Regions from separate parts of the Homo sapiens genome. Here region 2 is linked to region 1. Evidence: read pairs that join two places in POLR2A ChIA-PET (ENCODE). Cell type or tissue: A673. All regions are shown on one strand. Each heading gives the region's core, and the rest is flanking DNA. Links, peaks and the distances in the headings are about the cores only. Region 1 holds the start of LOC105369803 (a long non-coding RNA gene). Region 2 overlaps TBK1 (TANK binding kinase 1).

What was found. ChIA-PET counts read pairs that join two places held together with the same protein. Peaks named below come from ENCODE experiments on the same cell type or tissue, not always from the same donor. Only the 100,000 strongest peaks of a DNase experiment are listed, where the experiment ranks them.
Region 2: POLR2A ChIA-PET joins it to region 1 with 8 read pairs; 8 of 35 experiments call an interaction of 5 or more read pairs at or near these places.

Annotation. Positions count from the first base shown.
Region 1 is chr12:64,533,892-64,543,823 of GRCh38, forward strand. LOC105369803 (a long non-coding RNA gene) reads right to left here and starts at 3,289. Exons shown (of 4, transcript NR_188079.1): 1 at 3,055-3,289; 2 at 1,212-1,423. It also overlaps a transcript of RASSF3 not described here. In A673, for the core only: no CTCF peak of the experiment used is centred there; no DNase peak of the experiment used is centred there.
Region 2 is chr12:64,460,528-64,463,027 of GRCh38, forward strand. The region is part of intron 3 of TBK1 (TANK binding kinase 1); the gene reads left to right. Among named protein-coding and RNA genes, the nearest start is that of TBK1, 9.7 kb to the left of the region's middle. In A673, for the core only: no CTCF peak of the experiment used is centred there; a DNase peak (open chromatin) is centred at 1,314; H3K27ac peaks cover 1,029 bases.

The sequences.
Region 1 (9,932 bases), core at 4,028-6,527:
TGGGGCTTCCTGCGGCTTCGGGAAATGGGTAGATCTTTATTATTAACAAAATCTAAGTAAAGCTTTAACAGAAATTAAATATCAAGGCGGGACAATGTGGCTCATGCCTGTAATCCTAGCACTTTGGGAGGCCAAGGTAGGAGGATTGCTTGAGCCCAGGAGTTTGAGACCAGCCTGGGGAACATAGCAAGACCCCATCTCTAAAAAAATTTTGTTTTAATTAGCTGGGTGTGGTGGTGGGCACCTGTAGTCTCAGCCACTTGGAAGACTGAGGCAGGAAGATTGCTTGAGCCCAGGAGTTCAAGACTGTGGTGAGCTATCATTGCACCACTGCACAACCAGCCTGGGCAACAGAGCAAAACTCTGTCTCTAAAAATATAAAAGAAAAGACAGCCTGGGCAACATAGGGAGACCCCATTTCTACAACAACGACACTAACAACAATAACAAAAAACTAGCCAGTCATGGTGGTGTGTGCTTAAGGTCCCAGCTACTCGGGAGGCTGAGGTGAGAAGATCGCTTGAGCCCAGGAATTTGAGGCTGCAGTGAGCTATGATCGTGCCACTGCACTCTAGCCTGGGTAACAGAGTGAGATACTGTCTCAAAAATAAAATAGAATAATAAAATAAATCAAATATTAAGTAAAAGAGGGGATTTCCCACTTTACTCTCACCAGTGGCTGATAAATGAGCAACCCCAAGGCTAGTAAGGACCTCTGCAAGGCTGGTAGTAGGAAGGAGGAAGCTCACAAGGAGCAGGTATATGTGTGTGTATGAGAGAGAAAGAGAGAATAGAGAGACAGAGAGAGACAATGGTATTTTTAGGGTGGGAAGGGGTGGAATGGACTTGGAGAGGAATTCTACCTGATCTTAAGCCATGACCTGCTTGTTTGTGGATAGCGAGATGCCTGTCTTCATGCTAAGCTATGGAAAATGTTGCCAGGCTGTGTGTTTGCCACGTGACCATCTTACTACCATTATCTAGAGGCTCTTACAACACCAGTAAGTAGTTGTATTTCTAGAATAGCTTGCCTTGTAGTAAGGCATAGCATTACCATATTTCCTCATCTCTAAGGCACCATCTATTGTGACGTACACCGTCATTTTATGTACCACTAAGGAAAATGCTGTCAATTTCAGCATGCTGTGTCATTGATGATAAAATGTATGTTCATTTCAGAGACGTTTATATGAAAAAAAAAAGGAAAGTACCTTTTAATATAGATGAAATTCAATAGATGGCAGTCCAAAGTTCCTTTGAGTCTTATGAGTCAGTGCTAATCCTGCAAATCGGTGGTCCATATAAGAGCATTCCATTCTATTAAAATTACATTTATGGCCAAGCACTGTGGCTCATGCCAGGAGTTCAGGGCTGCAATCATGCCACTGCACTCCAGCTTAGTTGATGGAGTGAGACTCTGTCTCTAAAAAAAAAAACAAAATAAACAACATTTACAATAAGGGATAAATAGCTCCCCTTTTTTCTTTTTTGGAGACACAGTCTTGCTGTGTTGCCCAGGCTGGAGTGCAGTGGTGCAATCATGGCACACTGCAGCCTCAACTTCCCAGGCTCAAGTGATCCTCCCACCTCAGCCTCCTGAGTAGCTGAAACTACAGGCACACGCCACCACATCAGCTAATTTTTTGTATTTTTTTGTAGAGACAGGGTCCCTCCATGTTGCCCAAGCTGGTCTCGAACTCCTGGGCTCAAGCAATCCTCTCACCTTGACCTCCCAAAGTGCTGGGATTACAGGCATGAGGAGCCACTGTGTCTGGACATGCATAGGTTTTGTTTTCACTTTTTTTTTTTTTTTTAGACGGAGTTTTGCTCTTATTGCCCAGGCTGGAGTGCAATGGCATGATCTTGGGTCACTGCAACCTTTGCCTTCCGGGTTCCAGTGATTCTCCTGCCCCAGCCTCCCGAGTAGCTGGGATTACAGGCATGCACCACCACACCCACCTAATTTTGTATTTTTAGTAGAGACAGGGTTTCTCCATGTTGGTCAAGCTGGTCTCAAACTCCCAGCTTCAGGTGATCCGCCCACCCTGGCCTCCTAAAGTGCTGGGATTACAGGTGTGAACCACCGCACCCAGCCTGTTTTCACTTTTTTTTTTTTTTTTTTTTTGAGACGGAGTCTTGCTCTGTTGCCCAGGCTGGAGTGCAGTGGCACAATCTCAGCTCACTGCAAGCTCCGCCTCCTGGGTTCACGCCATTCCCCTGCCTCAGCTACCCGAGTAGCTGGGACTATAGGCACCCACCACCATGCCCAGCTAGTTTTTTTGTATTTTTAGTAGAGATGGGGTTTCACCTTAGTAGTGACTTGTTAGCCAGGATGGTCTCGATCTCCTGACCTCGTGATCTGCCCGCCTCGGCCTCCCAAAGTGCTGGGATTACAGGCATGAACCACCGTGCCCAGCCTGTTTTCACTTTTTTAAAGTAGGTTTTTAATGGAAGAAAATAGTGGGTCTGCTGTAGGCTGATATTGTAGAGATAAAAGTTAAAAATAATTATGATGGAGAAACAAAAATGCATCAAAAGAATAAATGTTTCCTGTGTTGTTAGTGAATTCCCTCTTAGAATACTGTTGACCAGCACACAGCTCTCTAATTCAATTTGTCTGTGTTGGTTTTATTATCACATAGACACACATAAATAATAACATAATAACTTTATTCTATTTCTCAAATAAGAAAGGAGAGCCTTGGGACTTAAAAAAAATGGTGCATAGTCTTCAAAGGAGAAGCACATGGAATAAGGAATTGAAATGAATCATATATCCCATTCTATTTTGAATTTAAATAAGGAATTATATAGGATTTCAGTTCTAGTTCCATTTTGGGTAGAAAACAGAAGATGAGCAGGCAGGTGAGGGATTCAGTGCCCTTTTCCCTTCAATATCATGTCTATGTTTTACTGAATAATAAAATACATAGCTGGTGGTCACATCTCTGTTCTTTGCAGGCAAGATCCAGTCCTATTACTCCATCCACTGCCTGGCAGAACAGAGTTAAACTTCTTGAAGAAATGGCCTACGCCTAAAACCCACTCCCTTACCTCTCATTTACTTCAAGGCGAGGTCTCTTTGCCCCTAGACTTCCTGACGGCCACATCTCCTGTGCTGGATTCCGTGCTCATCTTCTTGACTTCTCTACGGCACATCACATTGCTGACCAATTGTTTTCTTGAAGCCTTCTTGGATTTTGACTTCCTTACCCCACACTCTTGCCTATTTCTCCCCCTATCTCTCTGACTTTTCCTTCTCAGTCTCCCTCAATGCTCACCTTCCTCTGAGCACCTCTTCAGAAGCAGTATTCTCTCCTTGCCCTAGTTCTTACTAAAATAGAAATAGCTGCCACTTTGTGTAAACTCCAACTCTGGAACATTCTAGAACTTAACGTGGTACATCATTTAAAGCTCCTAAGACCCCGTGAGGCCCCTGCTATCCCCTCTGTCTCACAAACAGTAAGTTGAGGTTCTGAGTAGGATAGTAATGGGTGCAAAGTCTCACAGCTAAAAAGAGGTAGAGATAGAATTCAAAGCCAGTGTGTCTGACACACAAACTGTGCTCTTTCCAAAAATAGGTCACCCTCTCTCAGACTGCTCTCAGTCACACCCTTGACTTCCCATACAACTTAATAAGCTAAACAACTCCCAATCTCCCAACCCCATCTCAGCTCTCCCTCCTGAAGACTCACACGTCCAACTTCTTACTCAACATCTCTGCTCAGTTCCATTGGCATCTGAAGCTTAAACTGCCCAGAACTCAATCTTTACCCAGAACTCAATCAGTGTCTTTACCTTGAGAAAGGTGACCTGGAAGTCATTTTAGAGTCCTCTCTTCCCATATCAAAATCCTGACAATACTAGCTGTCTTTGTTTTCTAAGGCTGCCATAACAAAATACCACAGACTGAGTTGTTTAAACAACAGAAAATCATCTTCTCCTAGTTCTGGAGTCTGGAAATCCAAAATCAACATGTCTGCAGGTTTGGTGTCTTCTGAGACCTTTCCTCTTGGCTTACAGATGGCCACCTTCTTGCTGCATCCTCACATGGCCTCCTCTTCGTCTTGGCCTGTGTGTCGTCTATGTCCTACTCGCCTCCTCTTTTTTTTTTTTTGAGACAAGATCACTCCGTCACCCAGGCTGGAGTACAGTGGCATAATCACAGCTCACAGCAGCCTCAATCTCCCAGGCTCAAGCAATCCTCCCACCTCAGCCTCCCAAGTAGCTGGGACTACAGGTGCGTGACCTCATGCTAAGCTAATATTTTTCTATTTTTTGTAGAGATGGGATCCCTCCCTATGTTGCCCAGGCTGGTCTCAAACTCCTGGCCTCAAGTCATTCTCCCATGTCAGCTTCCCACAGGGTTGAGATTGCAGGCATGAGCCGCTGTGCCTGGCCTTAGTTTCCTCTTCCTGTAAGAGCACTAGTCATATTGGATTAGGGCCCATCCACATGACCTCATTACATCTTAACTACCTCTTTAAATGCCCTGTCTCCAAATACAGTCACATGTTGATGTACGAGTGGTTAGGACTTCAACATCTGAAATTTGGAGGCACACGACTCAGCCCATAACACTAGTTTTTAGGCATCTTTCAAATTTGACTTTCCATCTTCAGCTCTAATTGCCACCCTTTTAGTTGAGAACTGTGCCATTTCTTACAATTATAATATTCTCATCATCATGACTATTATGCTTTATAAATAATATTGTTCTGATTATAAAATAATTACATGAGCTCTGTAGAAAACACACAAAAAAAAACACAAATAAAACATAAAATCTCTGTAATCTCAACAACCAAACAGAATTGATCATTGGCATATATCCTTATCTTTTTTCTATGTATATATTTTTAAAAATTGGGGCCGGGTGCCATGGCTCATGCCTGTAATCCTAGCACTTTGGGAGGCTGAGACGGGAGGATCACTTGAAGTCAGGAGTTTGAGACCAGCCTGGGCCAACGGTGAAACTCCATCTCTACTAAAAAATACCAAAAAATTAGCCAGGCCTGGTGGTGCATGCCTATAATCCCTGCTACTCAAGAGGCTGAGTCAGGAGAATCACTTGAACCTGGGAGGTGGAGGTTGCAGTGAGCCGACATCATGCCACTGCACTCCAGCCTGGGTGACAGAATGAGACTCCATCTCAATAAAAATAAAAATTGGAATTGTCTTAGTATGTTTTGCATTGCTATAACAGAATACCACAGAAAGAGTAATTTAAAAATAAAAGGAATTTATTTCTTACAGTTCTTCAAGCTGGTAAGTTCTAGGTCAAGGGGCATCTGGTGAAGCCCTTCTTGCTGCATCATAACATGGCAGAGGGCATCACATGGCAAGGGGGCAGGAGCATGTGTGTGAGCTCAGGTGTCTCTTACTCTTCTTATAAAGCCACCGGTCTCATCATGGGGGCCCTACCCTGATGGCCTCATCTAATCCTAATTAATTCCCAAAGGCCTTACCTTCAAATACTATCAACGCATGAATTTGGGAATTAAGTTTCCAACACATGAAATTTGGGGGACACATTCAAACCATAGCAGAATCATAACATATCTTCTCTTTTGTAATTTGATTGTTCTCATGAACAATTTCTTGCCTGGGTGCGGTGGCTTATATCTGTAGTCCCAGCACCTTGGGAGGCCAAGGGGGCGGATCACTTGAGCCCAGGAGTTCAAGACCAGCCTAGGCAACATGGTGAAACCCCATCTCTACAAAAAATACAAAAATTAGGCAAGCATGGTAGTATATGCCTGTAGTCACAGCTACTTCAGAGGCTGAGGTGGGAGGACTGCTTAAACCCAGATGGTTGAGGCTGCAGCAAGCTGTGATTGCCCACTGCACTCCACCCTGGGCAATAGAGTGAGACCTTGTCTCAAAAGAAAAAAAAAATTTCTCATACCATTAAATATTATTATTCTCCAACATTATTTACTGATCACAATATTCCATCATACAGATAGACCAATAATAAACTTATTATTAAATCAGTTAATATACTTTATTATTAAATCTGTTAATATAGTCTATCTGTATGATAGAATATTGTGGACATGTGGGTTTCAGGCAGTCCCATCACTCATAGCCCATAGAATGGTCTTTTTATCTCGATGGCTTACATACGTATCTTCAGAGAACTGAGTTCAGATTCATTCATTGCCATTGCTTCTCTCCTTACTGCCTGTTTTATCTGAAGCTTAACCCTGTGTTATAATTTTAGAAACAATGAGATAGTTGGCAGGCTAATGGCTTCATTTTAAGTAGTATCTGATGTGAAGTTTACAACTGAAGCCAATTGGAGTTCTTTCTTAAGACGGCTCCTTAAAAATTTCATTATGTTAGACCTGTCTTCAGTGGGTTACATTACCAGACTCTTGATGAGAGAAATCTATTTGCTGGTGAATAAAATTGTGGCAGCTCTTATTTATGTGTCTTAATGTGGCTAAGGTAAATGTTTTAAAAATACTTACTTTGGAAACAGTTTGATAGTTCCTCAAAAAGTTAAACTTAGAATTACTATATGACCCAGCAATCCTACTCCAAGGTATATATCCAAGAAAATGGAAAACATTATGTACACAGGAAAACTTGTCCATGAATGTTTGGCTATTATTTATAACAGCCAAAGAGGGGAAACAGCCTAAATGGCCATCAACAGATAAAAGAATAAACAAAATGTGTTACATTCATATAAAGGAATATTATTCAGCTGTAAAAAGAAATGAAGAACTGATATATGCTACAACATGTATGAATTTTGAATATTTGATAGGTGAGGCTGTGCTGGTGTTTTATGCCTGTAATCTCAACACTTTGGGAGGCCAAGTCAGGAGGATCGCTTGAGCCTAGGAGGTCAAGACTGCAGTAAGCTATGATTGCATCACTGCGTTTGGTGACAGGGTCTCAGTCTGTTGCCCAGGCTGGAGTGCAGTGGTTGAACAAAGCTCACTGCAGCCTCGACCTTCTGGGCTCAAGCAATCCTCTCAACTCAACCTCCCAAGTAGCTGGGACTACAGGTGTGTGCCACCACACCTGGCAAATTTTTGTATTTTTTTTGTAGAGATAGGGTCTTGCCATGTTGCCCAGGCTGGAATTTTTTTTTTTTCTAAGTAAGGCCAGTGTGGTGGCTCATGCCTGTAATCCTAGCACTTTGGGATTACACTTGGGAACCTCCACCTCCCAGGTTCAAGGGATTCTCCTGCCTCAGCCTCCCAAGTAGCTGGGACTATAGGCACCCACCACCACATCTGGCTGATTTTTGTATTTTTAACAGAGATGGGGTTTCGCCATGTTGCCCAGGCTGGTATTGAACTCCTGGGCTCAATAGATCCGCCCGCCTTGCCCTCCCAAAGTGCTGGGATTACAGGCATGAGCCACAGCGCCCGGCCAATGTTGTCTTAATTTAAACCTTGCAAAAAGAAAAAAAATGTATCGTAGCCTAATCTCCTGTCTTTGTGAAAGATATTCAGTGATAGTGTGATTGAATTTCAGAGGAGGCCAAGATAGTCTAGGTTAAATGGCTCTGCCTTGTGAACAGATGGGCCCCACACAAACTCATTTTTATTATTCCAGGTTGAATGCTGGCTTTTTGAGCAGGGGAGGGGGTTCAATTTCCCTTGGCCTGTTGGATGAACAGAGAACGACACAGACCTAACTGGGAACCTAACGTGCTTTCTCTTTCAGAGGGTAAATATATATGTCATGCTCACTGCCGAGACCTGGTACATCTGGATTATCCACAAAATGGGAACGTATCAAGCTGCATGCCGACTTCTGAAGTAAGATATTCAATCAAAAAGAACAGTCAGGTAGGCACTATTGGTGCTTGTGGACATCGTGCGTTTCGGTCACTCCCATCACTCATACCCCATAGAATGGTCTTTTTATCTCCATGGCTTACGTATGTATCTTCAGAGGATCGAGCTCAGGTTCATTCATTGCCATTGCTTCTCTCCTTGCCGCCTGTTGCATCTGAAGCTTAATCTTGGGTTATAATTTTAGAAACAATAAGATAGAGTATATCAGTAGTTTTATCCAACAGATTTGTCATAAGATATGAGGCTTTCATCTGCTTGATTACTTGCCACATTCAGGATGCAATCTTGTTAACAGACATACTTCCTGCTGCGGAAAATAGGACATGAACTGTAAATGTGTGTTGACTTTTTTTTTAATCCGATGAAGAGCCTCAGCGTGAGTCTGAGACCAACCTGGGCAACATGGTGAGACCCGCATCTCTACAAAAAATAAAAATAAAAATAAAAATAAATTAGCTGGGTGTGGTGGCATGTGCCTGTGGTTCCAGCTACTCACCCAGCCACTCAAGAGGCTGAGGCAGGAGGATCACATAAGCCCCAGAGGTGGAGGTTGCATTAAGCTGAGATTCTGCCACTGTACTCCATCCAGCCTAAGTGACAGAGTAAGATCCCACCTCAAAAAAACAAAACAAAAGAACCTGAGCATGAACACTGTGCTGGGGAAATCTGTCAGGTTTTACTGGTTAAAGCAAAGATCTTCAACTGGTAGAACTAGTAGATCCTCAACCTGGTTTCAGCCAGCACATCCATTCTCACTCTATTCTCCTGGTTTGCTGAGAGACCAGAAGGGAAGGGGTACAGCTGGCAGTGATGCCTGCTCCTCTGCAGACTCAACTATAGCATCCCCTCTCCTGACACATCAAGGTTCTTCTTAAAAGATAGGCTATTTTTTCGGCCAAGCACAGTGACTCATGCCTGTAATCCCAACACTTTGGGAGGCCGAGGTGGGTGGATTGCTTAAGGCCAGGAATTCAAGACCAGCCTGAGCAACATGGCAAAACCTCATCTCTACAAAAACTACAAAAATTAATAGGGCATGGTGGTGAGAGGTGACAGCATGCTGGCAGCCCTCGCTCGCTCTTGGCGCCTCCTCGGCCTCGGTGCCCACTCTGGCCCCACTTGAAGAGCCCTTCAGCCCGCCGCTGCACTGTGGGAGCCCCTTCCTGGGATGGCCGAGGCCGGAGGCGGCTCCCTCAGTCTGCAGGGAGGTGTGGAGGGAGAGGCACGGGCGGGAACCGGGGCTGCGCGCCAGCTAGATAGAGTTCCGGGTGGGCGTGGGCTTGGCGGGGCCCCGCACTTGGAGTGGCGGGCCCCGCACTTGGAGTGGCGGGCCCCGCACTTGGAGTGGCGGGCCCCGCACTTGGAGTGGCGGGCCCCGCACTTGGAGTGGCGGGCCCCGCACTTGGAGTGGCGGGCCCCGCACTTGGAGTGGCGGGCCCCGCACTTGGAGTGGCGGGCCCCGCACTTGGAGTGGCGGGCCCCGCACTTGGAGTGGCGGGCCCCGCACTTGGAGTGGCCGGCCGGCGCCGCCCGCCCAGGCAGTGAGGGGCTTAGCACCCGGGCTAGCAGCTGCGGAGGGTGCTTTGGGTCCCACAGCAGTGCCGGCCCACCAGCGCTGCGCTCGATTTCTCGCCGGGCCTTAGCTGCCTCCCCACGGGGCAGGGCTCGGGACCTGCAGCCAGCCATGCCTGAGTTTCCCGCCCCCCGGCTCCCCGCCCGCCCCCCCCGTGCCCGCCCGCCCCCCGCTCCCCACCCGCCTGCCCACCCCCCACTCCCCCACTCCCCCACACCCTCCCCCCGCCGCCCCCCGCTCTCCCCCGCCCCCCGCCGTGGGCTCCTGCACGGCCCGAGCCTCCCCGACAAGCCCCACCCCCTGTTCCATGGCACCCGGTCCCATCCACTGCCCAAGGGCTGAGGAGTGCGGGCGCACGGCGCGGGACTGGCAGGTGGCTCCGCCTGCGCCCCTAGTGCGCGATCCACTGGGTGAAGCCTGCTGGGCTCCTGAGTCTAGTGAGGACTTGGAGAACCTTTATGTCTAGCTAAGGGATTGTGAATACACTAATTGGCTCTCAGTATCTAGCTCAAGGTTTGTAAATGCACCAATCAGCA
Region 2 (2,500 bases), core at 1-2,500, 77 kb before region 1:
AGAAATAAAAGGGGGCGGCCGGCTGCGGCTGGGTGCAGTGGCTCACACCTATAATCCCAGCACTTTGGGAGACCGAGGCAGGTAGATCATGCGGTCAAGAGATTGAGACCAGCCTGGCCAATGTGGTGAAACCCCGTCTCTACTAAAAATACAAAAATTAGCTTGGCATGGTGGTGCGCACCTGTAGTTCCAGCTACTTGGGAGGCTGAGACAGGAGAATTGCTTGAACCCAGGAGGCAGAGGTCACAGTGAGCTGAGATCGCACCACTGCACTCCAGCCTGGCAACAGAGGGAGACTCCATCTCAAAAAAAAAAAAAAAAAAAGAAAGGATCATTTGAGCTCAGGAATTCAAGAACAGCCTGGGCAACATGGCAAAACCCTGTCTCTGTAAAAAATACAAAAATTTGCCATGCATGGAGGTGTACGCCTGTAGTTCCAGCTACTCAGGAGGCTGAAGTGGGAGGATCACCTGAGCCTGAGAGGTCAAGGCTATGGTGAACCATATTGTGCCACTGTACTCTAGCATGGGTGATGGAGTGAGACCCTGTCTCAAAAAAAAAAAGAAAGAAGGAAATAAAAGGGTATTGAATATGGTTACCAGTATTATTACTAGAAAAAGAAAGGTAACAAGTTAAATCTAATAATTATAAAGAGAAAAAATAATTATAAAAAGAAAAAATCGAACTTTAAAAAAATAAAAATTTTGTATTTCATGAATAAAAATTTCAAGAGTCCTACAGTTTAAGATATGAAGTCCAATTATAAAAGAATTGATTTTTTTAAGGGGAAATAGTGGAATTAAGAATGTCATTAGGAAAAGTAATCTAGAAATAATGGAAATAGAAATTATTTTAATCCCTTTAAACATGAGCAATCAATAAAATCTTTGGGAAAAAATGTAGTTTATACTCTTTATCCGAGTGATTTTATTTTTAGTGATTATTTCTTAGGAAGTAATCAGAAATATAATTTTATGCATGAAGATGTTAATTGGCATCCTGTTTATAATAAAGAATGGTTAAATAAGTTGAATAAATTAGAATGTGTGGCAGATAGTTACCTGGAATTAGCCAAACTCAAGATTAAGAGCATAGCCTTCCACACTGCCAAGTCTGCTCAAGACTTTTGATACCAATTGCAAAGGAGTTTGGCAAACTGCACAGAGAGAACAGTTCCCACAAGATTACCCTCACATCATCCCAGCCGGCTACAAATGTGGGGGTTGCCCATGACACTCAGGTTTGGTAATTTGCTGGAATGTAGAAATGACTCACAAAACTGAGGAGAGTGCTATACTTATAATTACAGTTTTATTGTAGCAAAAAGATAGAAATTAGAACCAGCCAGAGGAAGAGACACAAAGCGTGGAATGTGGGAGGGTTCCAATCTTGAAGCTTCTTTGTCCTGAGGGACACATTACTCTCTCAGCATTGATGTATGACAGTATGCATGAAGTATTGCCAGTCAGGGAAGCTCACCCAAGCCTTTGGTGTCCAGGGTTTTTACTGAGGCTGGATCATTTATTGCCTGTATTGCTGACCTTTAGTCCCCAGCTCCTTCCAGAAGTTTGGGGTAATTCCTTTAGTCTCCATTAAGCCCCCATCCTAAATCATGCTGTGAGACTCTCCAGTGGCCAAAGCCCCCAGAGGAACAAAGACAGAAGTCTTGTTCTTTCAGATAGGACATTTTAGGGGCCAGAGATCACTGTCCAGTAGCCAAGGGCAAAGCCTGACTTCTCTTTGGGTAAAGTTAATTTTTTACCACACAATAGTTAAGTGGTAATGAAAAGAGATATTTACCAAAATTTTAATCTTCTTGGAACACCTTATATATGATGTTATGTGAGAAGAATCAGGATTAAAAATATATATGTAGTATGATCTTAACATATACAGTGTAATATGCAAACAGCATTATGTATCTATGACATTATTTCATCCATAGAAAAAAGACTGAAAGAAAATACGCCAAAATATTAATTCATTATCTCCAGGTAATGGAATTATGTATACTTCCCAAATTTTCAACAATCAACATACATTATCATTTAAAAGCAACAGTTTTTTTTTTCTACTATGATTATTTCTCTCTCTTTTTTGAAATGACTGCCAGAGAGTAATTTAAAATATTTTATAAAAGTGTTTTGGAGATATGTAGAAAAAAATTAGAAAAGAAACAAAGGATAAAAAGTTGGAGATGAATAGTAGATTTTAAGACTCATTCAGATTTTCAGATTCTGAAATTGTCATGCATCTTATAATCATTGTGTATATATAATTTGATGGTATTTCTTTTTCCCCGTAATGCTGTTATTAAATTGATGAAGCATTATAATCAATGGTACATTAAAATTAAGGTTTAAAACAAATCAGCATCTCAGATGCAAATGAGCAGACTGGAGCTTTGCTGCAAGAGGGACCACTCAGCTGTTCTGCTACCCATTTATTTTTAAGGATAGGACTCCATTCCTTGAAGTAACAGTAGTCATCATAAGAAAAA